5 separate regions of the Homo sapiens genome follow, and all the other regions are linked to region 5. The links are chromatin loops, found by intact Hi-C in ENCODE. Cell type or tissue: heart left ventricle. All regions are shown on one strand.

Region 1 (5,000 bases), 230 kb after region 5:
ACTGCACTCCAGCCTGGGTGACAGAGCGAGACTCTGTCTCACAAAAAAAAAAAAAAATCCAACCCACATTTATTGAGCACTTATTATATGCCAGGAACTGTGCTGGAGCCTTTATGTATATTAACTAGTTTAATTTGTACAATGCCACGCAAATCTATCAGTTCATTTAACACTACAGAGGATTGGTGTGAAAGCAACACGGAAAAGCCAGTCAGCAAACCTGACAGGCTTAGAGGAACCCCACCCCTACCCCTGCCCTGTCCCCCACTCAACTAGAGATGGGCATTTCCTTAAAGGCAGATGGCACAGAAGTCCAGACCTCCCTCTTGGCTTTCCCACTGCACCCCATCCACCCTCTGTTCTGCTTCATCAGTTGTCCACATTTGACATTCATTAGACTTACTCTTCACAACTGTATACACAAAACCATGTGTATCCATGCTGGTGGGGAGCATAAGAGGTTCTCAAGGGTCGTTTTGTGTGTACCTAATTTTTGCCTTACTGATTTAGAACTTGCCCCTGAAATGGGCTATGACTCATTGAACTATAATTAGCCCCGTTTTGCAGGTGAGAAAGTGGAGTTCGAAGATGTCATCAGCCCAGGTCACACAGATGGTGGAGACCAGTGTGGAGCCCGGGAGTGGGCTGAGCAGAGCATCTGGACTTTGAGCTTCCATCAGACCCTGAGATAGTCACCTGTCCTGGCTGCCTGGTGACCCTGGTGTGCTAACGTGGCACTTATCTTGCTCTATGGAGGCCCCTGGGCCCCCTAAACACCAGGTGGGTGCCTTCAGCCAGCCCCATACTGACCTGTGAAGCCCAGGTATTGCTGGCCAACCCACCCCACTCACAGACAGAAGCAGTTCTCCATCTTTTGGCTTTAGCAGATCTGCTTCATTTCTCCTCCCCACAAAGCCTGGACTTTGTTCTGGGGGTATCCCTGTTTGCAGTGAAGCTTTTTCACTCAGTGCTCAATCTGAGCCCAACTCCACCCCACATCTCTGATTCATAGACTTTTGTGACTGCCTTGACCAGTAGAGTATGGCAGAAGATGCTCTGTAACTTCCCAGGCTAGATCTAGAAAATGCCACGCATTTCTGCCTTGCTCTCCTGCGACATCCACTCTTAGAACCCAGTTGCTGTGCTAAAAAGAACTCACAGACCACGTGGAGTGGAGCAGATGGGTCAGTGTCCCAGGTGGCAGCCCGTGTCGGCCTCAGACCTGCACGTGAGGATGCCCACCAGAGGGTTCCTGCCACCACCGTCAAGTCACCCCAGCCTTAATCTTCCAGCCGGCGCCTCAGGCATTATGGGCAGAGGTAAACTGTCTCCATGATGCCCTTTCCAAATTTCTGACCCACAGAATCCATGGCTATAATAAAATGGCTGTCTTATGTGCTCAATTTTGGGGTGGTTTGTAGCATAGCAGTATAACTAGAACATCTAGCTCGTGAGAGAACCAGCAAAGAAAGCAAAAATCACCCCAGCCTATAAAGGGCCCTGAGGGTGGTGGGACCCATGGGTGACAGGAAACCAATCCCTGCACCCCAAGAGGTGGCAGGGCCTCCAACGAGAACGGCTGTGTGGCTTGCGAGGGAGCCTGCACCTTAAGCTGGGGCTGCCAACGGGGTGTAAACTGCTGAGCCCCTGGAAGCGCAGGAGCTTGGGACCTCCTACCTCTACAGACATGGCCAGCCTGGGCTTGAGGCCAGAGGGACTGCAGTGACCCCAGAGGCCCTTTCCTTCCCTCTGGGGCCACGGACACTTGCTGTCATCTGTGCTCTCTCAGGTGGGGGAAGTTCAGGCGTGGGTGAGCCCAGGAGGAGGAACTGGAGAGAAAATTTGAAAGCAAATGTGAAAACGGATGATTTCTTGCACATTTGAGTTTGCAAAGTAAAAGCCTTCTCGGTGCCAGGAACTCTTTGTTGCCTAAAGGAAATCATGTTAGAAGGGTCGGTCCAGCCTGACTTCATGGTCTCAGAGATGTGTGACCCTCACCCCTGGAGAGGCCTCTGTGGCCCTGGGGCTTAGCACCAAGCACTTTGTAGGGGTCTCAGAAATGCTGCCCACTAGAGCAGAGGGCTTCTGGGAAGAGCCATGGGCTCCTCCACTGCCTTGTAGCAGAGGCTGCCCCCAGGGAGAGGGAGGTGGGATCAGAGCCTGAGGCTACGTCCTGGCAATTGTTGTTGTGGCCACCAGGTGGCGGGCCAGGGCCATGCCAAGCTGTTGGGAAGGGCAATCCCAGAGGGGCCTGGACTGGGAGGCCCAGCTGCTTCCATGGCTCTGCTGTCACCACGGCTGGAGGGAGGGGCTGCAGAGTCAGCTGTAGCAGTGGAGGCTGAGGCCCTCTCACAGTGATGAGGTGGCTTTCAGAAGGCCTGAGCACCTGTGGTTCCCCTCGAGGCCTGGTGTGCAGAGGTCTGGCTTCCAGTCCCAGCTCTGCTGTGCAGCCTCAGACAAGCCCTTTCCCTCTCTGATAGATGAGGGTTCTCACTAGATGAGCTCAAGGCTTTTGCAGCACCTGGTGGCTATGACCAGTTGGGTGGCCTTAGGTAGGTCATGGGGTGCTATGGTCTGAATGTGTACTCCTCAAATTCCCACATTGAAACCTAATCACCGATGTGATGGTATTAGGAGGTGGGGCATTGAGGAGGCAATTAGGCCATGAGGACAGTTGACTGGGATTAGTGCCCTTATTAAATAGGTCTGAGGGAGCTCTTTCATCACTTATACTCTGTGAAGATACAGCAAGAAGTGCCATCTGTACATGAGAAAGTGGGTCTTCACCAGACACCAAATCTGGGGCACCTTGATCTTGGACTTCCCAGCTCCCAGAACTATAAGAAATACATGTTTGCTCTTTGTAAACCACCTAGATTATGGTATTTTTGTTATAGCTGCCCAAGCAGACTAAGACATGGGGCCACTGGCCCCGTGATGGGAATGGGGTGGAATTACATGACCCCTGTCCAGGATGCAGGAGGAGGAGATGGTCCCAGGAGCTCCGTGAAGGAAGGAGGCCTGGGAAGCTGCTTGGACATCACAAGGCATCGAGAACCCAACTCTGGGTCCCCGATCTGAATTAACCTCAGGGCTGGGATGATATTCCTATTGCTTTTCTAAAGTGCCCCACCCAGTCCCTTTAGCCGTATTGGTGGTTCTGTGTCATCTGCAGCACTGAGGTTTCTGGGCAGGTTTTAGGCCACCTCCCCCCAAAACCTTTGTTCCTCTTCCCTGGGCTGTGTTTCTGCCATGAGTCACCTTGGGGCTGAGGTCCCAGGTGGGAGATGGGTCATAGCTGGGTGGGGTCTGAAGTGTCTGTGCCTCAGTTTCCTCATCTGCAAAATGGAGAGGCTCTTGCCCATCCTGTAAGGTCAGTAGGAGGACCAGAGTCTTCACTCCATGGTCTCACTCAGCTATCACAGCAACCTTGAGCAGCAGGAAGGGCACGTGTCCTCGTCCCCATTTTGCAGATGAGAAACCCGACCCCCATGGATGAGAAGCAGCTTGCCCCCTTTCATCCAGAGGATCCTGAATTCAGACCCAGATCTGCCTGTCCAGCCCTGTGCCCTGTGCTGCCCTGCTGCCTTCTTCTGCCCTTACTCCTTCTGGCCAGCTGATGCCTGCTTTCTTGAGAGAAGTTCCTCTGGTGCCTCATCACCTGGAAGAGCCAGGTCTCCTGGGAACAAGTGGACAACATTTTGGTCTTGTGCTTTGCCAGGTGCAGTGGCCCTTGAGGGCTAGCCTGTCCACACAGCTCTGTTGCCCTGGGCCCTGCTCAGCCTATCCTAGCTTGAGGGCTATGCCCAGGCGAAAAAGTCTAGGGCACGGAATTAGATCATCTAGAGCAAGTTTTCACCAAGCCTCAATCCCTCAGCTATAAAAAGTAAGTCAACTTACAGGGTCATTGCAAAATAAAGCACAGCTATATTTGAAAGTGCTGAGTGACAGCAGGGATAACCATCGCCCTCAATGCATCCTGACTTGGTGCCAGGCCCTGAGCTAAGCCCCTTTCTTACATGATTTCTCTTGGTTTTCACCGTTAAAGGTAGATTAGTGTTATTGCTTCCTTTCTTGTTGAGGTATAATTTTTATATATATAATTTATATATAATATATATGTTATATATTATATGTTTATATTATATATACTATATATAGTATTACATATAATGTATATATTATATATACAGTAAAGTACACAAACTTTGTGTACAACTCAATGACTTTTTAAAACCGTGTGACCATCAAGACAGAAGTATTTCTGACACCCTCAAAGGCCCCCTCAAGCTCCCTCTTGGTCAATACCCTGCCAAAGGTTAACACTTAAGTTTGGGTTATTTTTCCTGGTTTTACAGATGGGGAAACTGAGGCTCAGGGAGGAACTGTGAACTGCTCAAAGTCACAAAGCTGCAAAACGGTAGGGCCTAGATTTTTCTGTCTCTACCAAAGCACATGGTGATCCATATAGGCTATACAAGTTATTTCCTCTTCCTCTTTCCTCATCTCCCTCTCATCTTCCTCCTCTTCCTCCTCCAACTTTTCCTCCTTCACCAGTCCCCCCATTTGCTGTAGTTTCATATGTCTACCATCAGATGGCGCCAAAGGACCAACTGCAGAGTCCAGGTTGGGCTCCAAGGCCGGGGAGGAGGCAGGCCCGGCGGGGTGGTCAGGGTTTCTGGGCTTTGGGGAGGGATGCAGGGGAAAGCTGCTGGTGACCATCCTGAGTCCTGTCCAGTAGACATGGCAGAGGCAACTGTCCAGTGATGACCAGACAAGAGAATGAAAATGCAAGGCTAGGGCTCACGATTATATGAGCACTGGGCTGGGAGTAGAGAGACTTGGGTTCTCTGTTACTCTCATCACACTCTGAGTCAGCTTCCTGCCCACACAGTGAGTGGGCCTTCCCCCTCCAGGGTAAACAGTCCTGCCTGTCTCTCTGCATCTGCTCTTCTGTACATCAGGCCTGCTCTCCCTTCCTCGGTCGACCAGTTCACACT
Region 2 (5,000 bases), 410 kb after region 5:
GGCGGGCAGTGTGGACAAGGGAATGTGATGTGCACCTCTGTGTGTTCCTGGGGACTCAGAGAGAGGTGTGGGGAGGTAGGAGCGAGGGCGCGGTGGGAAGTCATGGAATGGTGTTTTCTTAGCTGTAGAGCAGGGAGGAGGCAGTTCCTGGCTGACTTGCCCTCTCTTGTCTGGGGGAACCGGGATGCTGAGGCCAGGGGTGCATGTGGGCAGCAGAGCTGACAGAGTCCTGGATGCAGTGACAGCAGCCTGGAGACAACTCAGCTTCTTTTCAGAACTGTCACGCCTGTGCTGTGTGTCTGTGGATGGTCACTGTCCTCTCTGGGCCTTTGAGATTATTTGGTCCAACAGATGGGGAAAGCAAGGATCCTACCAGCTGGGCCATTCTTGGATGCCGTGTTAGCAGCTCACTCTTGGCCCCGGCCTGAAGGGGGGAACAGTCCATCCTCCAGTGGACCAGGGATTGCGCTGTGGGTTCCGAGTCCTCAAAGACATGGCAGCTGAATCTCCGTGCAGCCCCTGGGCTTTGATGACTTCTCTGAGATTTGCTTTTGCCTCCTTGTTGCCTAAATCCTCACTTTCTTGGCATCAGGTCCTGGTGCAGTGAGGAGAGAGGGCCCAGGGTCTGGCTGGACCAAAGAGGGCGCTGGGCCTGGTGTTCCTTTGGTCTCTAGAGCAGCCTGCATCCTGGGCCAGTTGCTGGGGTCTCTGGAGAACCCACGGCACCTGCCCTGAGTCCAGGCGAGGATACATCAGTCCATATTTTTGTCTTCATTTTGTTTTGTTAAAAAAATAGCTCTATTCCCCTGGCCCTTCTCCTGGCCATCTCTGATGGCCTCATCTTCTCCCCTGGGGCCAAGAGGACAGCGGGGAGGGGCACGGGAGGACACTGGGTGCTGGGCAGTGGTGGGTGGGGCGAGTCTTCAGGCTTCAGGCCATACCCTCTACTGGATGCCCCGGAAGAGGCACATGGCAAAGATCATGGCGAAAAGCTGCAAAAAAAGAAAAAGAGCAGGAACTGGCTTATCAGGCTGGGCCCTTTGTGGGCTGCCTGGCCCACTCCAGGGGAAGGGGAGTGAATGCCTGTCACTCTTAGCACACTCCTCCCCTAAGGATTCCTGACATTCCCCTGGGGCCAGCCCTTCTCACCAGCCCCTACCTGGCTTCCTTTATGTGGTGGAGTCATGGACCAGGAAGACTTTAGAAACGAGTGTTGGGTTCAAATCCAGCTCCCTGACATAGCAGGGTTGTCCTTAGGCAAAGCACTTCCCTACACTGGGCCTGAGTATGTATCCAGAGCTTGCCATGTGCCAGGCACAGTTTTTTTTTTCTTTTTTGAGACAGAGTCTCACTCTGTTGCCCAGGCTGGAGTGCAGTGGCACGATCTCAGCTCACTGCAACCTCTGCCTCCCAGGTTCAAGCAATTCTCCTGCCTCAGCCTCCTGAGTAGCTGGGACTACAGGCATGCGTCACCACGCCCAGCTGATTTTTATATTTTTAGTAGAGACAGGGTTTCACCATGTTGGCCAGGATGGTCTCCATCTCTTGACCTCGTGATCTGCCTGCCTCGGCCTCCCAAAGTGCTAGGATTTACAGGCGTGAGCCACAGCGCCCAGCCAAGGAACAGTTTTAAGTGCTTTATTGGGAGGTATGTAACCTACCTGAGGTCACAGAGCCACCAGCAGGGGAGCTTGGGTTTCAGTCCCAGGCATTGTGACCCCAGAGCCCATGCTTACAACCCCTGCAGGCTCGCCTCCAGCTCACAGGAAGGTGGTGAGATTTAAGTGTAATGCAATTACCTAATGATGTAATGTGCCTCTTATCTAGAAGTTGCTCAGTAAAAGGTTACCAGGACTGCTATGAATAGGCAGGCAGCTGCAGCCCTTCCCGGAGTTATGAGCTCCATCCCTGAACACCTGTCTGAGGGCCTGGGGTGGTGGGGCAGGGAGACCCTAGCTCAGGGACTCTGACCAGATTTGCTGATGTTCTCACGGCCAGAGCTCATTGCAAGTAGCTGAGGGAACAGTCCCTAGACCACAGGTCATGGCCAAATCACCAGGAGGCTCACTGGGGTGGGGAGGGGCTACCGGGACGGGGCCATGTAAAGGTCTCCGTCTTGAGCAGGATTCTGCCTCCCATGGGGCTGGCCAGCCAGGCTCATGGGCTGGGCTGGGAGTGAGGCAGCAGATCAAGTATATGAATGCTGCTTCCTGAGCCCCAGTAGCATGCTGTCCCCGTCATCTGTAATCCCTCTGTGCCCTGGGAGCAGGGTGATCAGCCCATTTTGCAGATGAAGAAACTGTGACTTAGACATCCTGCATTTGGAGAGAGGCAGAGCTGGGAGCCGGACTCTAGGGCCCATGCTATTCCTTCATGGGACACGTCCCTGAGATTTCCCTGGGCTTGCTGCGGATTTATCTTGTTCATTGTTGCCCTCCATGAGGGGACTTGTTCAACTATAACAGTGCTGGCGAAGAATAGGGCTCAGTGTGTGCTTGTTGAATACATGAATGAATAATCAATGACCCCTCCCTCTCCGCCATCTGCAGTAGCCTCCACGAAACTGCACTCCGTGGCGCTGCAGGCACAGTGGGAAACCAGGCAAGGCGAAGTTCATGGTGCCAGGTGCCCAGGCTGCTGGAGGGGGAAGCTGAGGATTGGGCTGCCTGACTTCCTTCCCCCGCAGGCCGAGGACTGACTGAGGCCCCAGAGTGCCCCTTCCTGGGTTTGGTCAGATGTGGGCAACGCTCTGTCCAGCCCCCAGGAGCAGCAAGTCGGAGATCCCAGATGATGGAGATCCCAGAGGACAGAAACGGGAGGCGGCCGCTCCTCCCTTTGGCTGAGGCGCCACCTAGTGGTGATTGCAAACGGTCTGCAGGAGCTTACCTTTCAAGGGGACTCTGGGGCCCTCAGATAAAGGAGGCTAAGGCCACCGTTGTGGATGAATAAGGCCCTGTAGGCCCTGAACACCCCACAGAGAAAAGGCCTGATCTCAAACCACGGGCTGCAGCCTGTCCTTCAAGGCAGCCGTGCTGATGCCTCTGCAAGCGTGAAATCTCTCTGGACCATGGAGCTGGGGCGGAGGTGGGGATGAGGATGGAAGAGTGAGAGGGAGTGGGGATGACACTCAGGGCCTGCCCATCCCCATTTCTGGGACACTGGCTCCCATGTTTCATCTCCAGAGTTCAAGAATGACTCTCAGGCAGCACAGACACAGCCGGGCTTACCACCCCATAGCACCCACAGTGGGGGCCCCTTGGGTCCCAGGTGAAGGAAATGAAGAGGAAAGGAGGCTGGGGGGATCTGCCTAGGCTCCACGTGAGGCTTCATCCTGGGGAGCGGCAGAAGTGGGGGCCTTTACTTACCTCGATGGCCAGTACCCCGATGGCAAGGGCTCCGGCCAAGTAGACGTAGGTCTCGAAGGTGTTGAGGATCACCGTGTAACAGCCCTGGGAGGGAGGGATGAGAGGTCAAGCTATGGCCAGGGTTGAGAGTCCTGGAGTCAGAGTCCAGCATGTGGACTAGGGTTCATGGCAGGTGTCCCCAGAGCTCTCACCCTATCACACGGCTGCTGAGACAGGACAGTGGGGAGGGGGTGCAGGGCAGGAGACCCAGAAACAGCGACTTGGCAGCATTGCACCAAAGACCCTCTTTGCCACCCGGCCCCTAAGGTGGGACAGAGAACTGACAGCGTGCAGGCCATGTCTAATGTTGCAACTACAGTGATTGGAATATTGGGAAATTTCCCATAAATATTTGGACTTCCTGCTGCTCTGGAGAAATCAGAAGAACCAGCAAGGGGAGCTATTCCTTTTCACATCAGCAGCTGCTGCCTTCGGGTGCCAACAGGTGGTCCCTGGGGATCCACAGCACTCCACCCCTCTCCCCCGCACAATTCCCTATTGTTTCACACCCACTCGCTCTACTGTTCCTCGTGACCTGCCTGGCTGCAGAAGGTGTTTTGGTTTTCGGCCACTTCCCCAAGGAAACACAGCCCAGCCTTCAAATCCCTGCTCGCATGCCACCTCCTTCGGGCAGCTTTCTGAACCAGCCCAGTCCACAGGCCCTGGACTTAATTCCCATGATCTTACTGCTTTCTTAAGCAATCCTAGAGATACATAAACTGAGACAGAGACAGAGATCGAGATCGAGATCGAGATAGATAGATAGAGATAGGAAAAAGCAAGCTAGTGCCAAGCCAGGAGCTGCCAGTCCATGGCTGCTGCCCCCTCTGACCCCAAGCACCTCACACCTCTGTCATTTTCATGTTCATAACTCTCCCCTCCCCCATGCTGACCACAGAGACTGATGCATGGTACTTGCTTTGAATGACACGTATTTTCAAAGTGGGAGAACTTTCCTTCCTTTATAGGAGCCTGCATATTCTTTGGGCCCAGGCTGAGAACCTGCAAGGGAACAAATCCCCAGATGGGGGTGGAGAGATCATGCCCAGCCCTTTTTGGGTGACGGTTGCTATTTCTGGGCTCTGTTGAGACCGGGGATTCTTGGGTGCTGACATGCTCACTTCTCTTGTCCATCGTGCAGAAGCCCAGCCCCTTTGGCCAAAAGTAGGACTGAGGCTGCACCCAGGCAGGTGGACAGCAGGGCCTGATCTGGGACTAGTGGCCAGGTGGTGTCCTAGTACCTGCCTGGAGGCTGACCAGGAGCTGGGCAGGGAAGTCCCCCAGAAGCCCTCCCTGGAGCCCCATGGAGCAAACAGGACATACCCAGATAGAAACAGACCCCACCGGCACGACGATCTGGGTCCATGATACTCTCAGGACTGAGTGTGCATGGGAATAATCGGGGAAGTGGTTGGCAATGCAGATGCCAAGACCTCGCCCCACAACACTGGATCAGTGGGTCTGGTGTGGAGCCCAGGTATCAGCATTATAGGACGATACCCAAGGTAATTTCTAGTGATCAGGCTGTGGCCAGGCTTTGAAAGACCTCAAGCCCAGAGATGACAAGGAGAAAAGGTCTTAATTGAACCTTCAGGC
Region 3 (5,000 bases), 390 kb after region 5:
GGATGCAGAGGGGAATGCTCTGTGTGTGTATGTGTGTGTGTGTGTGTGTGTGTGTGTGTGTGTATGGTGTGTGTGTGTGGTGTGTGTGTGGTGTTTGTGGTTTGTGTGGTGTGTGTGTATGGTTGTGTGTGGTGTGTTGTGGGGGTGTGTGTGTGTGGTGTCTATGGTGTGTAATGTGTGGTGTGGGTGTGGTGTGTGGTATGTGGTGTGTGTGATGTGTGTGGTGGGTGTGTGTAGTGTGTGGGTGTGTGTGGTGTGTGGTAGGTGTGTGGTGGGTGTGTGTGCGTGGTGGGTATGTGTGGTGTGTGTGTGTTTTGTGTGTGCATTGTGTATGGTGGGTGTGTGTGATGTATGTGTGGTGGGTTTGTGTGGCGTGTGTGTGCACGTATTGTGTGGTGTGTGTAGTTTGTATGGTGTGTGTGTGGTATGTGTGTGGTGTGTGTGGTGTGTATGTGTGTGGTGTGTGGTGTGTGTGTGGCGTGAGTATGGTGTGTATATGTGGTGTGTGTGTGTGTGTACTGTGTGTGCAGTGTGCGTGTGTGTGCATGTGTTGGTGGAGAGGGGTCAGCAGGCAGAGGAAAGCAATGCATCCAATGCCTGGAAGCTTCTGCCCCTCGGAGGTGGGCCGTGGACACAGCCTGGGCCTGGTGGGCAGTGGCTGAGCGCCAGCCTTGTGCCCGGGGACTGAGATCTGGGGCTTTGCCCAGTGGGGCGGAGAAGTTAAGAAGTGTTAGTTAGATCCATTTCCTACTCCTCCATGGCCTCCATCCTGGTGCCACTGCCACATGGGAGGCCTGGGGAGGGTGGCAGTGTCTGTGTCTGATAATTGCCTGTCTTCACTGGGGACTTGCTGTGGGCCAGGCACTTCCCCATGGCTTCATGGAGATTACAGCTTTTATTCTCACAGTATCTCTATAAGATAGGACACCTTATTTTCCCAACTACACCTGGGAAGACTGAGGCACGTAGAGGTTAAGTGACTGACCTGCCCACGGGCACACAGCCAGGCAGTGATGGATCTGGGATTCAAATCCAGGGAGCGTCCTCAGCAGTTAAGCACTTACCCATTAGGCCTTCTGGCTTGAGCAGTGAGCTGGCTCTTTCTAAAGCACTGTCTGTCCATTATTTTGTTTCTCCTGAGACCAGCTGTAGGGGAAAAGTGAGGTTGGCTGTTTTCGTTTCACAGATGAGGACCCCGGAGCTCAGAGAGGAAAAGTAACTTGCTCTAATCAGTGGCTAGCAGATCAGCGCCCCCTCCCCCGGCCAAGGCTGGGAGCTCTTTCAGGATAGGGGGCCTGTCCCACCACCCATGTACCTTGCTCACAGTAGACCTCACTAAGTGCGGATTCCTCAGGCAAATGTGCAGGTGTTTTGCTGAGTGCTCTGAGCTTTTCTTTTTGCCCCGGGCTCCCTAGGAAGTGGGAATGATGGCTCCATTTCACAGATGAGGAAACCGAGACTCAGAGCACAAGGCCACACAGCAGGAAGAGGTAAGGCAGGACTGAGGGAGGCAGCACGTCTGGCCTGGGAGAGGGGTTAACCAGCCAGGAGGAGCTCGTAGAAGGGCTGAAATAAAGACCGACCTTACCGAGTGTTGGTGAGGATGTGGAGGAACTGGAACACTACTGCATTGCCAGGGACACGCAGTGGCATGGCTGCTCTGGGAAACAGTTTGATGCTTTCTCTGAAAGTCCAACAGGGATGTACCACACAGCTCAGCAATTCCACCCCTGGCATTTACATAGAGAAATGAAAACTTACGGTCCCACAGAAACGCGGGTTTGTAGCAGCTCTATTCATAATCATCAACAACTGGAAACAACCCACATGGCCTTCAGTGACCGAATGGATAAACAAGCTGTTACACGTACCCCAGGGAATACTGCTCTCCAATAAAAAGGAGCGGACTCTTGATACACACAGTGACTTGGAGGAATCTCAAAGGCATTCTGCTCAATGACAGGAGCCAGCCTCAAAAGGTTCTACGCTTTATCATTCCACTTACATGGCATATTTGAAAACACAAAAGCCATAGTGTCAGAGAATAGATCAGTGGTTGCCAGGGTGGAGGTGTGAGGGGAGGGAGTGGCCAGCGCCAGGGAGTTTTTGGGGTGATGGAACTGCTCGTTGTCTTGATCTGGAGCTGGTGGCTACAAAAATCTATACGTGTGCTAACATTCAAATAACTGCACAACTGAAGCCCGTCAATTTTGCTGTATGTATTAAAAGATAAAAGGCCATGGGGAGGCTGGAAGAGGAAGGGCGTGGGCCAGGCAACATCCTTGGCTGAGGAACAGGTGAAGGACCCGGTTCTCACCAGTGGCTTAGTGACTTTCAGGGCAGCCTCGCCTGGCCACGGGAGGGACGTGGCTAATTGTAGCTTCTATCTGGGTTCACCAGAAGGCAGTGGCTAGCAGCTGAGGTGTCAGGACGGCGTCCTGGGCCCTCCAGGAGCCGGGTGATGAAAGGTTAGGCCCTGGCTTCCCTGGCAGGGTAGGGTTGGCCTCCTGTCCTGATGGCTGGCACACACCGAAGCATTAACCGGGAGTCTCTTGTGTGCCGGGTGTGGGACTGCCGTCACAGTTACCACCCGCCGCTGTCTCCTTTCACCATGGGGCCTGTGTGTGGGGAGGAGAAAGGCGTATCCACTCCTTTTTGTGGATGAGGAACTAAAGCCAGGGGGCGTAGGAGGGTAGTTTGGCCTGGAAATGACATCACACTCACTAAAGACCGCCAATAGCAACTTTTGCAGTTTTTTTTCCCAATGCGACATGGTATACTGCCTCCCTAGTTGATCCGGTCTACAGCCACATTATTCACAGACCCCACAGTTTGAAACTGTGTTCTGATATTTGTTCGGGTGCTTTATTTTAAGACACCAGGAGGCTCAAAAATGGGAGGTGACCCGGGGACATCCCCGCACTCTGCCTCTGGCAGCCCTGGCTGGGGCAGGAGGGTGAGATTTGCCTGGGGCCACAGGGCACTGAGACAGCAGGGTCCCCTGCTAGAGGGCCCAGTGGCTTCTGACCCTGTCTGTAGATGGGGATGGCTTTTCTGCCTTGCCAGAGGGTGGGTGCAAGTGGGAATGAGATTCTGGAAGTGGTCCGAGGTAGGAAGTGGCACGACCGTTATTCACCTTGGTTGGCATTGAAACCCCGGGAGCTTGGTTTCCTCATTTGCAGCGTGGCCGTCAATAGCGCCCATCTTGCAGGGCAGCTGTGATTAGAGAAGCCAGGGCCACCCCGGAGCCAGCCTCTGAGGCTTCACCTCACCCCGTTTACACTGCTGTCTCCTCTGCATAGATTTGGCTGACTGAGGACGCGACAGGTACTCAGCTTCTTTCTGCATCTCAGTTGCCCAGCACAGGGGCTGGCACGCAGTAGGTGCTCCCAACCTGGTCCAAGATGTTGCTGGCGGTGGGGGAGTGGGGGGCTGGGGAGGATCATGGGCAGACCTGGGGTGCCGGGAGGGGCTGGTGGGGGGCTGATGGCCGGGAGGGCAAGGCCTGAGCAGGGAATCTAGACCACCTTAGTGTCCCCGTCAACACCCCTGGCAGCCTTCTCTGGCTCTGCTGGGTATGAGGGCACCCCCTCCCCTTCTTTGGTCTTGGCAGGTTTGAAGGGGGGTGGCAGGGAGACGGGAGAGGGGCTCACCGGCTTGCAGGATTGGGCAGAAGTTTGGTGGGGGCCCAAACCCCAGAACTCAGAAGCCCCTGCCCCAGGCTTGGACAGACCCTCCCCTTTTCTAAACCTCATTTGCCCCATGAATCCAGGCTCCTTTCCTCCCCATCCCCCCAGGAAGCTTGGATGTGGCCGCCATCCAGACCCAAATGCCCTCTCCTGGGCCCTATGCCTCCAGGGCTGGCTCTAAGGCACCATGCAACCTGTCAGATGGGGTGTGCTGTGTCCACCTACAGCAGACCAGCTCCCAGAGCCTCAGGGGCCTGGAGAGCATTTCCTCAACCCATTTGACAAGGAAGCCAGCTGTACTCCCCCTACTGCCCTGGGCTCGTGGGGAGGCCTCAGCAGGCCTGGTGTGGGGTGTGGCCTTCCGCTAGTCAGGCCCCTTCCCCTAGGGTCTGGAAGCTGGGTAGGAACTGTGGCCTGAGGCCGGTGTCTCCCCTCAGCCCTTCTGCAGAGGCCGGGCTGGAGGAGAAGATGGCGGCCAAGCAGCCCCCGCCTCTGATGAAGAAGCACAGCCAGACGGACCTCGTGAGCCGCCTGAAGACCCGCAAGATCCTCGGCGTGGGCGGGGAGGATGACGACGGGGAGGTGCATCGCTCCAAGGTGGGGTGCAGAGCAGGGGCCTCCGGCACCCACTGGGGAGGCCAGGCTGACCCACCATTAGGGGAGAAGGTTAGCCCAGGCCCAGGTAGCCGCAGGAGTTCTAGGACTTAGCTGATTTTCCTAGAAATGTAACAGCAATGCCAGGGGAATAACGAGATCATTAGAATTAAGTGCCTATTACGTGCCCGGTTTTCCAGCAGTTGCTTTTTAAATCTTCTTGTTGGCACTAGAAGATGCAGATACTGTAAAATCATTCACCCATTTTATAGATGAGGAAACAAAGGCTCAGAGAGGTTAGGCAACTTGCCCAAGGCCACACCGGTAAGTGGCAGGACCAGGCTTCAAGTCTGCATTTGGCAGAGCCCTGAGCTTTCATACGTCACCATCATATTTTCAGCTTCTTTTAAATCCTAGTGTCAAGGGGAAGCAGGAGAGGGGGTGGCCTCATGTGACCCTCCCCACCTGGGGGAACCTTTGGCCAAGCTGAGGTGCCCAGGCTGGTCCCTGGGTGTGCAGGGCTCTGGGAGGATGAGCGAGTGGGGGCGCTGAGAGCTGCCCTCACCCTGGTTGCCTCTGACCCCCTCTGTCCACAGATCAGCCAGGTCTTAGGCAATGAAATCAAGTTTACCATTCGGGAGCCTTTGGGGCTCAGGTGAGCATTTACCTGACTTTTTGGGGGAGGGGAAGGCCTGCGGCGGTGGGGCAGAATGCATA
Region 4 (5,000 bases), 80 kb after region 5:
CTGCCCTTTCATACACTTATTGTGTGGCATGGGTCATGCTGTAACTCCATGAACCTCGGTTTCTTCATCTATAAAATGAGACTAGACTATTATCTGTCTGGTAGGGGAGTTGTAAAGTGTAGATAAAATAACACACATAGAATGCTTAATTCAGAGCCTGGCACAAAGGAGGTAACAAAAAACATATTGGGTTTTTTGTTGTTTTTTTGAGATAAGGTCCCAGGCACATTTTTTTTGAGATGGGGTCTTGCTCTGTCTCCCAGGCTGGAGTTCAGTGGCATGATCGTGGGCCACTGCAGCCTCAATCTCCCAGGCTCCAGTGATCCTCTCACCTCGGCCTCCTGAGTACCTAGGACTACAGGTGCATGCCACCATGCCCAGATAATTTTTGCTTATTTTTTGTAGACATGAGATCTCACTATGTGGCCCAGGCTGGTCTCAAATTCCTGGGCTCAAGTGGTCTTCTTGCCTTGGCCTCTCGAAGTGCTGGGGTTACAGGCATGAGCCACCATGCCCCGTCGAAACATATTGTTATTATTTCTACTCTCCTTTTCATCAGCATCCACATCAAGAGTGCAGCACCTTTAGGTGTACTATGCTGCTGCTGGGCACTGGGGAAGATATGGGAAGAAGAGACATGATCGTCCCTGACCCAAAGAATATGTAGGCGTTTTAGAAAGACAAAACATAAAGCAGGGAGAGTAGATTGTTGTGTAGTCTCTGTTTTGTTTTGTGTGGTTGATGAGGGAGCCAGTGGACACAGATGCAGCCTAATGGGCTGTGACATTGACCCCACCTGTTGTCTTGGTGTGGCCACTGTGATTCTGCACACAGCTGGGAAGACTTGGGTTTGGGTTCCTGGCATAGGTGATAGAGATGAGAAAGGTGTAATCAGGAAAGCAGAACCCCAGTGTGGGTGGCAGTGACGATTTCGACTTTCTTAACAGGTGTGGTGGAGGATGTCTGTGTCATGGAGACCTGGAACCCAGAGAAGGCTGCCAGTTGGAACCAGGCCCCCAAACTCCACTACTGCCTGGACTATGACTGTCAGAAGGCAGAATTGTTTGTGACTCGCCTGGAAGGTATGGCTCTTATTTGACTCTCGTGGGCTTCTGTGTGTCTATCTCCCCTGGAGAAGCTGTGCAGGCAGGATGGGATCATCTGCAGCTGGAGAGAGCACTGGATTAGGACTCTAACAACCAGACCCTGGAACACATGGAGCTTAGACACAAAGATTTCCCACACTCCCAACCCCAACAGTCCAAAGTGGGGATTCCTGGTTGACAAACGTTTTTTCTCCAAATGGTGATTCAAGGACCAGACTCCTTCCAGCTGTGGCTCCATAACCCCCCTCTCCTTGTCATTTGTATCCTTGCCATCTGTATCTGGCAGATGGAAGGAGAAAGAGAAGGAGAGGGCGTAATCATTCCTTAACAGCCTTTACCTGGACTTGGTGGACGTCACTTCCGCTTGCATCCCATTGGCCGTAGCTCAGTCACATGAGCACACTCAACTGCAAAGTGGGCTGGGAAATGTGGGCCGACAGGTGCCCCGGAAGGAAAGGCAATGAGTTTGGGGTGAAGAACTAGTCGTCTCTGCCATAGATGAATTTGAAATTGGACAGGGCTTTGTGCTGGACACACAGCATGTTCCGAATGGTCAGAAAAGTTTCTACAATCTAAGAGCCAAGCGGCCTGAGGGTGGCAGGATGTCCTTGGTTTCTCTGCCCTGACAATTCACTTTAAGGTCAGCAACTAAAGCTAAGACTTTGCAAAGGAATCAGGGCTAGCAATGGGGTCAGATAAATTGGAATTTTGTATATAATTCTATTTTCTGAGGCTTTTTCCTTGTATTATCTTTTAAGATTTTAAAGCACCTTCCTCCTATACTTTATTATGTTTGGTCTTCACACTAGCGCATTTTACAGATTAGGAAACTGAGGTCTGGCAAGTCATATGACTTGTCAAAGATCACTGCATCTAACTGGTGACAGAGCCAGGACTAAGCAGTCCCTTGAAGTTCAGTGGAAAGCTCTTGCTGTTAAGACACATAGCCTCAGTTCTTCATCTTCTCTTCTTGTGAAATGTCAGCTACCACTTTCCAAACGATCCCTGAAGAGCCAGTCAGAAAAGTACCCAAGGTGTACATTTCTGGGCAGAGCCACACATTGTGAAGCATTGAAAACACCAAGGTTCAGAACATAAAGCCACACTCACTCATGAGGTAAGAGCCAAGTGATTCTCATGGAAAATGGTTATGTGGTGACTATTTAAAGTTCAGAACAAATGGTTACATGTCAGCAGCACCACTAATAAAGGCCCCCAGCAGCAAGCCTTGGCACCTTGGCAAAATTTCAGAATCCGGAGTTCAGAGGGCTCCAGGAAATGCCAAGTCTTGTCCCTGCTCTCCAAGAAAGAGAATCGGCATGTGCTGAGGCCAGCCCCCTCAAATGATCTATTTCTAAATGTCTCACTGAAAGGCGATTCCCTGGTGCCCAGGGTGGTCAGCCTTTCTGACACCCAAGGTCACGTCGTTAAGCTGGATTCCACAGCCCTAAGCAAGGCGTGCTTCTGCCCCCTCCACTTGTCCTCAGAAAGTCCCACGCCTGTGTTGTTCTCCTTGCCTGCAGCTGTGACCAGCAACCACGACGGAGGCTGTGACTGCTACGTCCAAGGGAGTGTGGCCAATAGGACCGGCTCTGTGGAGGCTCAGACAGCCCTAAAGAAGCGGCAGCTGCACACCACCTGGGAGGAGGGCCTGGTGCTCCCCCTGGCGGAGGAGGAGCTCCCCACAGCCACCCTGACGCTGACCTTGAGGACCTGCGACCGCTTCTCCCGTCACAGCGTGGCCGGGGAGCTCCGCCTGGGCCTGGACGGGACATCTGTGCCTCTAGGGGCTGCCCAGTGGGGCGAGCTGAAGACTTCAGCGAAGGTAGGGTAACCCCTGGGTTAGAAAGGTAAAACCTGCCCGTGCAGCATGGGATGGCAGAACCTGGTGTCCTCCCAGCAACTCAGTCTTAGGGAACAAGCCTCAGAGACCTCCCTGGCTTGGGGCTGGAAGGGAGGTTGGAATCTTGAATGGGGCAGAGGGCTAGAGGAGACCCATAGCCCAGGATCTGGGATTCCTAGTGTCTGCTCCTAGTCTTGGCTCTAACTTGCCATGCAAAGACTCTCTCTGCCGTCATGGAAAATGCCATGCTGTGTGTATTACCTTTACTGCTATGAAGTACTGTCCCCATTTCAATCCAGTTATACTCTGTGTGCTCCTACGATGTGGCAGACACTGCAGGACACTCTACCTTCCTCCGTTTGTGTAGGTGAGCATGAAGGGTGGAGCCCCACCACTCAGGAGTGTACAGACTAGGGGACAAATTGGCACAGACAAATGATGACGATATTTGATGTGTTCCACCCTGAGCCATGTAAGAGAGACCTAACCAATGTGCTCTGATAAAGAATTCTAGAAGGCCCCGTGTGCTAGGCTCTGAAGGAGCAATCAGGGCTGGGGGCAGGCCCAGAGCCCGGTGGTCCATGCAATCCCCAGACTCAAGATGATTTCCCCATATCTGCTGTTGGGGGGCCACAAGTGGGAAAGAAGGGTCTTCTGAGATGCCACAGCCCTCAAGAGAGGGGACCCTTGGGGAGAAAATCATTGTTTCCCATGCGCCAGGACAGCAAGGGGATCTGGGAAGGTCAGGGCTACAAGATGGTATGTAGTTACTTAGGCCCCTGGGTCAAAGCTCATCTAAGGGCCTGCACTGTGGTTCCTTGAGGAAACCTTCTGGGTGACTAGTCTCTCAACCAGATTGGCAGTGCTATACTGATCTAAAGACTGTATAACCTGCATAGCCCCAAATAGGTGTTATTATATTAGCCCCTTTCCAGAAAATGTTTGACAACCCTCATGCTAAAGCAAAAAGCAAAATACTGATTAGGGCACTATTTTTTTTTTTTTTTTTTTTTTTTAGACAGAGTCTCGCTCTGTTGCCAGGCTGGAGTGCAGTGGCGCGATCTCGGCTCACTGCAACCTCTGCCTCCTGGGTTCAAGCGATTCTCGTGCCTCAGCCTCCTGAGTAGCTGGGATTACAGCCACACGCCACCACGCCCAGCTAATTTTTGTATTTTTAGTAGAGACAGGGTTTCACCATGTTGGCCAGGATGGTCTTGATCTCCTGACCTTGTGATCTACCCCACCTCAGCCTCCCAAAGTCCTGGGATTACAGGCATGAGTCACTGCACCCGGCCAAGGGTACTATTTTTTAATGCTCACCATCAGTTACTATGCTTAGGACTCTACCTGAGTGCTGCCACTCTCCAAATCAACCAGATGAGAGAGACACCATGACTATCCCTCTTACAGATGAGGAAACAGGGTCATAGCAGTTCAGGAATCCACACAGGGTCCCACAGCCAGGAAATGGCAGACCTTGAGGCCGGGTTGGTCTGACTCGAAATCCTGTGCTATCTCATTACCTGCCATGAAAGCCACCTGACAAATATGAGGTGTGACCAGCAGGCACCTTTCCTAATAGACACCCAGACTGCAGGAGGGAAGAGTACGTTTCACCCGCTGTCTGCTCCTCTTTTTGCTATGATTTCCTCCTTGCTCCATTTTTTCCTCTTTCCCAGGCTCAGAAAATTGTTAGAAAAATCACAGCCACTCTCAGATGGAACTCAGCTGTTCCAAAGCCCACTCTCTAATTAGTGTGTGATTTGGGACTTCTGTGGAATCACAGATGGGGATCCTGGGAGAAGGCATCAATACTTAGGATTATTAAACTAGTAAACTAGCTTTCTCTCGAGATGCAGAGACTCCCCTGCTGGGCTCTGAGACTTGGTACAGCCCCAAAGGGCAGAAATCCAGCCAATCTAGGCAGAAGTCTCAGGCACCTAGCAGCTTCTCTCACTGCCCTCTAGAAGAGCAGCCATCATTCACTCATTCATTCATTCTGCAAATACCTTGCCCAGTTTCTACCATGTGCCAGGCGCTGTGCCAAGAGC
Region 5 (5,000 bases):
TTTTCAGTTTTGCAGTTTCTAGAGTGCAGGAAGGTAGTCTAGAAGGAATAGGAATGTGTGCCCAACTGAGTCACACAGGCACTAATTTCTCTTTTACAGATGCAGAAACTAAGGTACAGAGGGTTGCATCTTTTCATTCTCTTTGAATCTTGATTGTTAGGAATGAGCGACCCCACTCTGGTTTAGGGGAACTCGAATTCATTTTCCTATTTTTCCTTAGCACAAAAAAAGACCTCAGGTACAGAATGTTCAAAAAGCACCCTCCATCAGGAAATCCACCCCAAAATTAAGAAGAGGTCATAATTCAAGGACGGTCCTCCTTTCCAGAAACACTGTGGCCTGCCATCTCTTACCGCATTTTCCTTCTAAGCTGCCATCTGCTTCTCGGATAGAGGATGTGTATTAGGATTTTGCTTCTCTCTTGGGGCCTCTGATCCTGTGTTAAATTTTCTGCGTGGGCCCTTTTGGCTTTCCTTCCATTTTTGTGCTGTTTTCCTTTGTGTCTGTAACTGCAACTCCCTCACTTTCTAACAACAAGGAGGCTATGATTTCGGATTTAAGTCCTTACTAAATTTCTTTTCAAGTCATCTACAAAATTATTTCCATTTGGCACTTGAAGCTCTGCTCCCTCTTCTATTAACTCAAGTGAACAGTAGCTGCATTGCTGGATGCATTTCCACATTTCCTCCAATGCCTTTCAGACTGGTACATAACTGAAAAACAGTCCACGAGGTTGCCTCTTCAGCTTTCAGTGGCCAAACAGGATTTCAGTCTAACCGTCCTGGTGAACGCCTCATCTATTTTGCCCTGCCAGGAGCAGGCCCGGCTGTGCTGAAGCCCTGGAACGTTCTACCACCTCCCGCCTCCTACTCAACCTTCTCACACATGGAGGCAGAGGTGAGGTCAAAATTAAGGACTGGTATGGAGAAACATCATGAACAGCAACATCTCAAATCAAGCAACTTAAGGAAGGGGCCGGGCGCGGTGGTTCATGCCTGTAATTCTAGCACTTTGGGAGGCCGAGGTGGGTGGATCACCTGAGGTCAGGAGTTCAAGAACCAGACTGGCCAACATGGTGAAACCCCGTCTCTACTAAAAATACAAAAATTAGCTGGGCATGGTGGTGGGTGCCTGTAATCCCAGCTACTCGGGAGGCTGAGGCAGGAGAATTGCTTGAACCCGGGGGTGGTGATTGCCGTGAGCCGAGATCGCACCACTGCACTCCAGCCTGGGCAAAAGAGCAAGATTCCATCTCAAAAAAATGAACAAATAAATAAATATAAATAAGGAAGCCCAAATAAAAAAAATTATAAATGAAGAAAATCGCTCAGAAATACATCCTGAGTTCCAGAGAGAGGATTGAAGTGGAGAAAATATGTCAACGAAAAGCTTTCAAATTTAAGTTCTGAAAAGGCTCATGCAACTGGAACCTGGAGATGCTATTAGGCAAGGGGTCTTAATGATTTTGGTCGGCACGTGCCCCCTGCCCCCTTTCTTTCATGCTAACAGAGCCCTGGTTTTTGTCTCTGTTAGAAGGCCAGATCCCTTCATCTCAGGAAGGGTAGGTCCTTTGCAGGCATTGGTCCAGGGTCCACCATGTGACCTCATTCCGGCCAATGAGATAGGAGAAGCCTCCTGCAGGGCTTCCGGGAAATATTTTCTTTCTGGGCACAGGAATCACGGCAGAAGAAAGTCTTTTCTCTCCCCCTGCTCCTTACTTCCTGTCTTAAATGTAGGCTGTGTGTAGATGTGACTCATGGAATCGAGGCTGCCATCTTGTGATCAGGAGAGAAGACCAAGAGAACAGCGGGAATGTTATGGTTATGTGAGACAGCTAAATATCTTTATTAGTGAAGTCGGAGGTCAGCAAACTTGTTCTTTCAAATGGACACATAGTAAATATTTTCAGCTTTCCAAGCCGCAACCACTCAACTCTGACATTGTCACGGGAAAAGAGCCCTAGATAAGTACATAAACAAATGAGTGTGGCTGGGTTCCAACAGAACTTTATTTATAGAAACTGAAATTTGAATTTCATATAATGTTCATGTGTCACAAAATATTATTTATTCTTTTGATTTTTTTCAACAATTTAAATTGTAGAAATCATTCTTAGCCCACAGGCGGCACAAAAACAGATTTGGCAAGTGGGTTGTCGTTTGCCGACCCTGGATCTACTCACCGTCAGTTGTGTTTTCTGTTTCCTGAAGCTGAGTGCCTTCTGGATGATGCTGTCATTTAACCTTCTGTTTCCCAGATGACAACGCTGAGGTCCAGAGAGGCGACAGACAGAACGTTCCCAGGGTCCCAGAGCTTGTTAGTGTCAGAGCTCATAAATCTAAATCTCAAAGCTCCTAACATCAAGTCGAGGATGTTTCCCCGGTACATAAACCCGTTTCCTACTCATTTACACACATTTCTTGCTTTTTCTTCTAGGCTGTAACATTTTCCTTTGTGTCTGTGACTGCGTTTCATTCATACAAAGTGTATAAAGAGCCAAGAGGCTACCAACCTTGATTAAGGACCTACCACATTCCAGACACTTTACATTACTTAATCCTACAACAGTTGTGAGGTAGATGTTATTATGCCCACTGCACAGATGGGGAAATAGAGGCTCCGAGAGGACAGAACCACGCCCAACTTCACCCAGGGAGTAGGTGGTGGTCCCAGTCCCACCAGTGCCCTTCCTGCTGAATCTAGCTGTCTCCCACGCTTCACTGCTCGACTCTGGGTGTACCCTAATGAAGAAGACATGGCCCCTTTTCTCTGGCCACTGAATATTTTCCTTTCTGAAGTGGTTCTTGGCAGGGCTAATATATTAGAAACAGTGGCGGGAGAGTGGGGGCGGCGGTGGGGATGATGAAGTGCCATTCACCATCTCGTCCACTAGAGGGCAGAAAGAGGCCATGTTTCTGTAACAATTCTGCACCTTAACTCCCTGGTTCCGTTGAATTCATTCACAGGTTCATGGGAAACTTAGGGGAAATAATATGTTTCAGCCTTTTATTCCAACCTCCTCATTTTTCTGATGAGAAAAACGGAATCCCACAAGTGTCGTGTTGTTTACCCAGGGTCAGACATCGTGACTCATTAAATCAACAAATGTTAATTGAATGTTCATTGAGTCAATCCATGTCACTGCACAAACACTCATGGGTGATGGAGACACAAGAGTGGCAGGAGAGACGTGGCCCCTTCCCACACCAAGGCTGCAGGCGAGTGGAGCACAGGGGCAATGAGAAGTGATCAGATCAACACAATTATCAGCAATTGTGGGGAGGGGGTTAAGAGATGGAGGGACAGGAACAAGATCTGTGTGGAGGTGGCATTTCCCCCGAGCCTGAAGATGAAGAGCAGCCAGGCTTTCAAGGAGCTGGGGGCCAAGAATTCCAGGAATAAGGAACCACAAGAGGGAGACTTCTTGGCTTGTGCTAGAGCCTGGCAGACAAGGACCAGCAGCATGACTTAGTTGAGTCAGGGAAGGAAGGGGGTGTAAGAGACCTAATGTCATGATAATCATTAGCACTGAAGCTTCACTATGTACCGAGCTCTACGGAGCCGGTGCATTTGCTCATGCATCCTCCCCACAAATCTCTGCTTTGCAAACACAATTACTCCCATTTTATAGCCTCAGAGGGGTTGAGCCACTTGGCCAAGGCCATGCAGCCTGAAAGTGGTCTAGCTGGGACTTGAACCTGCACCTGTCTGACTCCAGCACCCAAACTCATCCTCACTATTCCAATTAAAGGCAGAGCTAATACTAAACCCCTGAGATCCCGTCTCGTGGCCAGGACTCTCTCCATAACCCTGTCCTTCTCTTGCCTTTGAGGAAAGCATACTTCACTGTCAGTTCTTCAGCCTGGGTGGCAGGGATGAAGGCAGAAGTTAAATAATAAAGAGGAAAAGGTTTTTTTCTAGAAATCAATGACTAAAGACTGGGAAGAGAATTCCTAAAACTCAAGTCAAGGACTGTCTCCTTTCGAAAACGGTGTGTACGAGAACATACGGCTCTCTGACCATCCACACAGACTCATGAGAAGGAGAGGAAGGACACCTCTCACTTCTGAACACTGCCTTGAAGCTTAGAGAAGTCAGATGTGACTCCCGAAGCTGAGCCGACATTCCAGGGCTCCTGGGAAATGTATCAAGTTGTGTGCAGTAGCATGGCTGCCCCACTATCTTCTGACTTTTGATGCATGGCCTGCCATTAGGGCACAGGCCTGTAGTGTTATCACTGGGGGCTGGGCTTTGGGGTACATGGAGAGCTTCAGGAAGAGGGAGGATGAAGAGTAAATCTGGGTTTCCTTCCTTAGCCTTGGTTCCCAGCCTCCCTCCTGCCTCTAGACCCTGGCATCCCCATGCTGGGTGTCAGTTTATCTCTTCTGTCCTGTTTCCTTCACCTGTCCAAACCCTTCTAGTCATCAAGGCATACCACCCCCAACCCCAGTCTCAAAGCTGCCACCAACATTCTCTCCAGGCCTCACAGTGTCTCTCTGCCCTCCACCCATTTGCTCATATAGTCTGGAGATAACAGAGGTCAGCATTTGTTCAGCAGAGGGAAAACACAGGCTTTGGCATTAGAAAACCCAGGCTTGAGTCCCTGGCCTCATGTTGGCAGGCTGCATGATCTTGGATGAATGACCACACCTCCCTGAGCTACCTCAGCCAGGCTCAGGGCTAGCTCAGGGTAGCAATGGTGAACAGTCCCTCCCTCAAAGAGCTACTGTTTTAATCTTCCCATCTGGAAGATGGACGTTGTAACAACCACTTCTCTGGCTGGTTGTGAGCATGAAGAAAAGAGGCATACAAGGAACTACTTTTGAATTTCAATGTTCCATCCCAGTTTTATTTTCCCCAACAGTTACTTCACGGTTGCCTTGTTTTTCTCATCTGCAAAATGGGGACAAATGCCTACTTATTTTAGGCACATTCCAGCAGTCTAGCAGAGCAGGAGGCATCACAGACTGTGGCTGGGAGGATGGTCTCTGGGGTCATTC

The links. A loop is a pair of places that touch in the nucleus more often than their neighbours do. Peaks named below come from ENCODE experiments on the same cell type or tissue, not always from the same donor. Only the 100,000 strongest peaks of a DNase experiment are listed, where the experiment ranks them.
Region 1: it touches region 5 in a loop (6-fold over the local background); 101 of 110 quality-filtered maps call a loop at or near these places.
Region 2: it touches region 5 in a loop (4-fold over the local background); 71 of 110 quality-filtered maps call a loop at or near these places.
Region 3: a loop joins it to region 5, with 4 times the contacts of the local background. A loop is called at or near these places in 80 of 110 quality-filtered maps.
Region 4: it touches region 5 in a loop (4-fold over the local background); 23 of 110 quality-filtered maps call a loop at or near these places.

The regions. Positions count from the first base shown.
Region 1 is chr11:45,102,888-45,107,887 of GRCh38, reverse strand. LOC105376652 (a long non-coding RNA gene) reads left to right here. Exons shown (of 6, transcript XR_931241.3): 5 at 568-780; 6 at 1,130-1,403. It also overlaps a transcript of PRDM11 not described here. Among named protein-coding and RNA genes, the nearest start is that of PRDM11, 41 kb to the left of the region's middle. RefSeq lists silencers at 2,099-2,188, 4,536-4,830. In heart left ventricle, CTCF peaks have their summits at 2,198 (motif pointing right), 4,396 and 4,597 (motif pointing right); DNase peaks (open chromatin) are centred at 2,207 and 4,657.
Region 2 is chr11:44,925,123-44,930,122 of GRCh38, reverse strand. It overlaps TSPAN18 (tetraspanin 18), which reads right to left. Exons shown (of 10, transcript NM_130783.5): 9 at 3,366-3,449; 10 at 1-992. The coding sequence ends at 945. Among named protein-coding and RNA genes, the nearest start is that of TP53I11, 23 kb to the left of the region's middle. In heart left ventricle, CTCF peaks have their summits at 2,658, 2,859 (motif pointing left) and 3,812; a DNase peak (open chromatin) is centred at 2,852.
Region 3 is chr11:44,937,493-44,942,492 of GRCh38, reverse strand. It overlaps TP53I11 (tumor protein p53 inducible protein 11), which reads left to right. Exons shown (of 7, transcript NM_006034.5): 2 at 4,127-4,286; 3 at 4,880-4,938. The coding sequence starts at 4,158. Among named protein-coding and RNA genes, the nearest start is that of TP53I11, 11 kb to the left of the region's middle. RefSeq lists an enhancer at 3,286-3,999. In heart left ventricle, a CTCF peak has its summit at 2,673; no DNase peak of the experiment used is centred here; H3K27ac peaks cover 1,341 bases.
Region 4 is chr11:45,250,352-45,255,351 of GRCh38, reverse strand. SYT13 (synaptotagmin 13) reads left to right here. Exons shown (of 6, transcript NM_020826.3): 3 at 948-1,082; 4 at 2,630-2,931. Among named protein-coding and RNA genes, the nearest start is that of SYT13, 33 kb to the left of the region's middle. In heart left ventricle, a CTCF peak has its summit at 2,777 (motif pointing left); a DNase peak (open chromatin) is centred at 2,751; H3K27me3 peaks cover 1,373 bases.
Region 5 is chr11:45,330,480-45,335,479 of GRCh38, reverse strand. No RefSeq gene overlaps it. Among named protein-coding and RNA genes, the nearest start is that of LINC02696, 22 kb to the left of the region's middle. In heart left ventricle, CTCF peaks have their summits at 2,698 and 2,898 (motif pointing right); a DNase peak (open chromatin) is centred at 1,589; H3K4me3 peaks cover 1,195 bases; H3K27ac peaks cover 1,303 bases.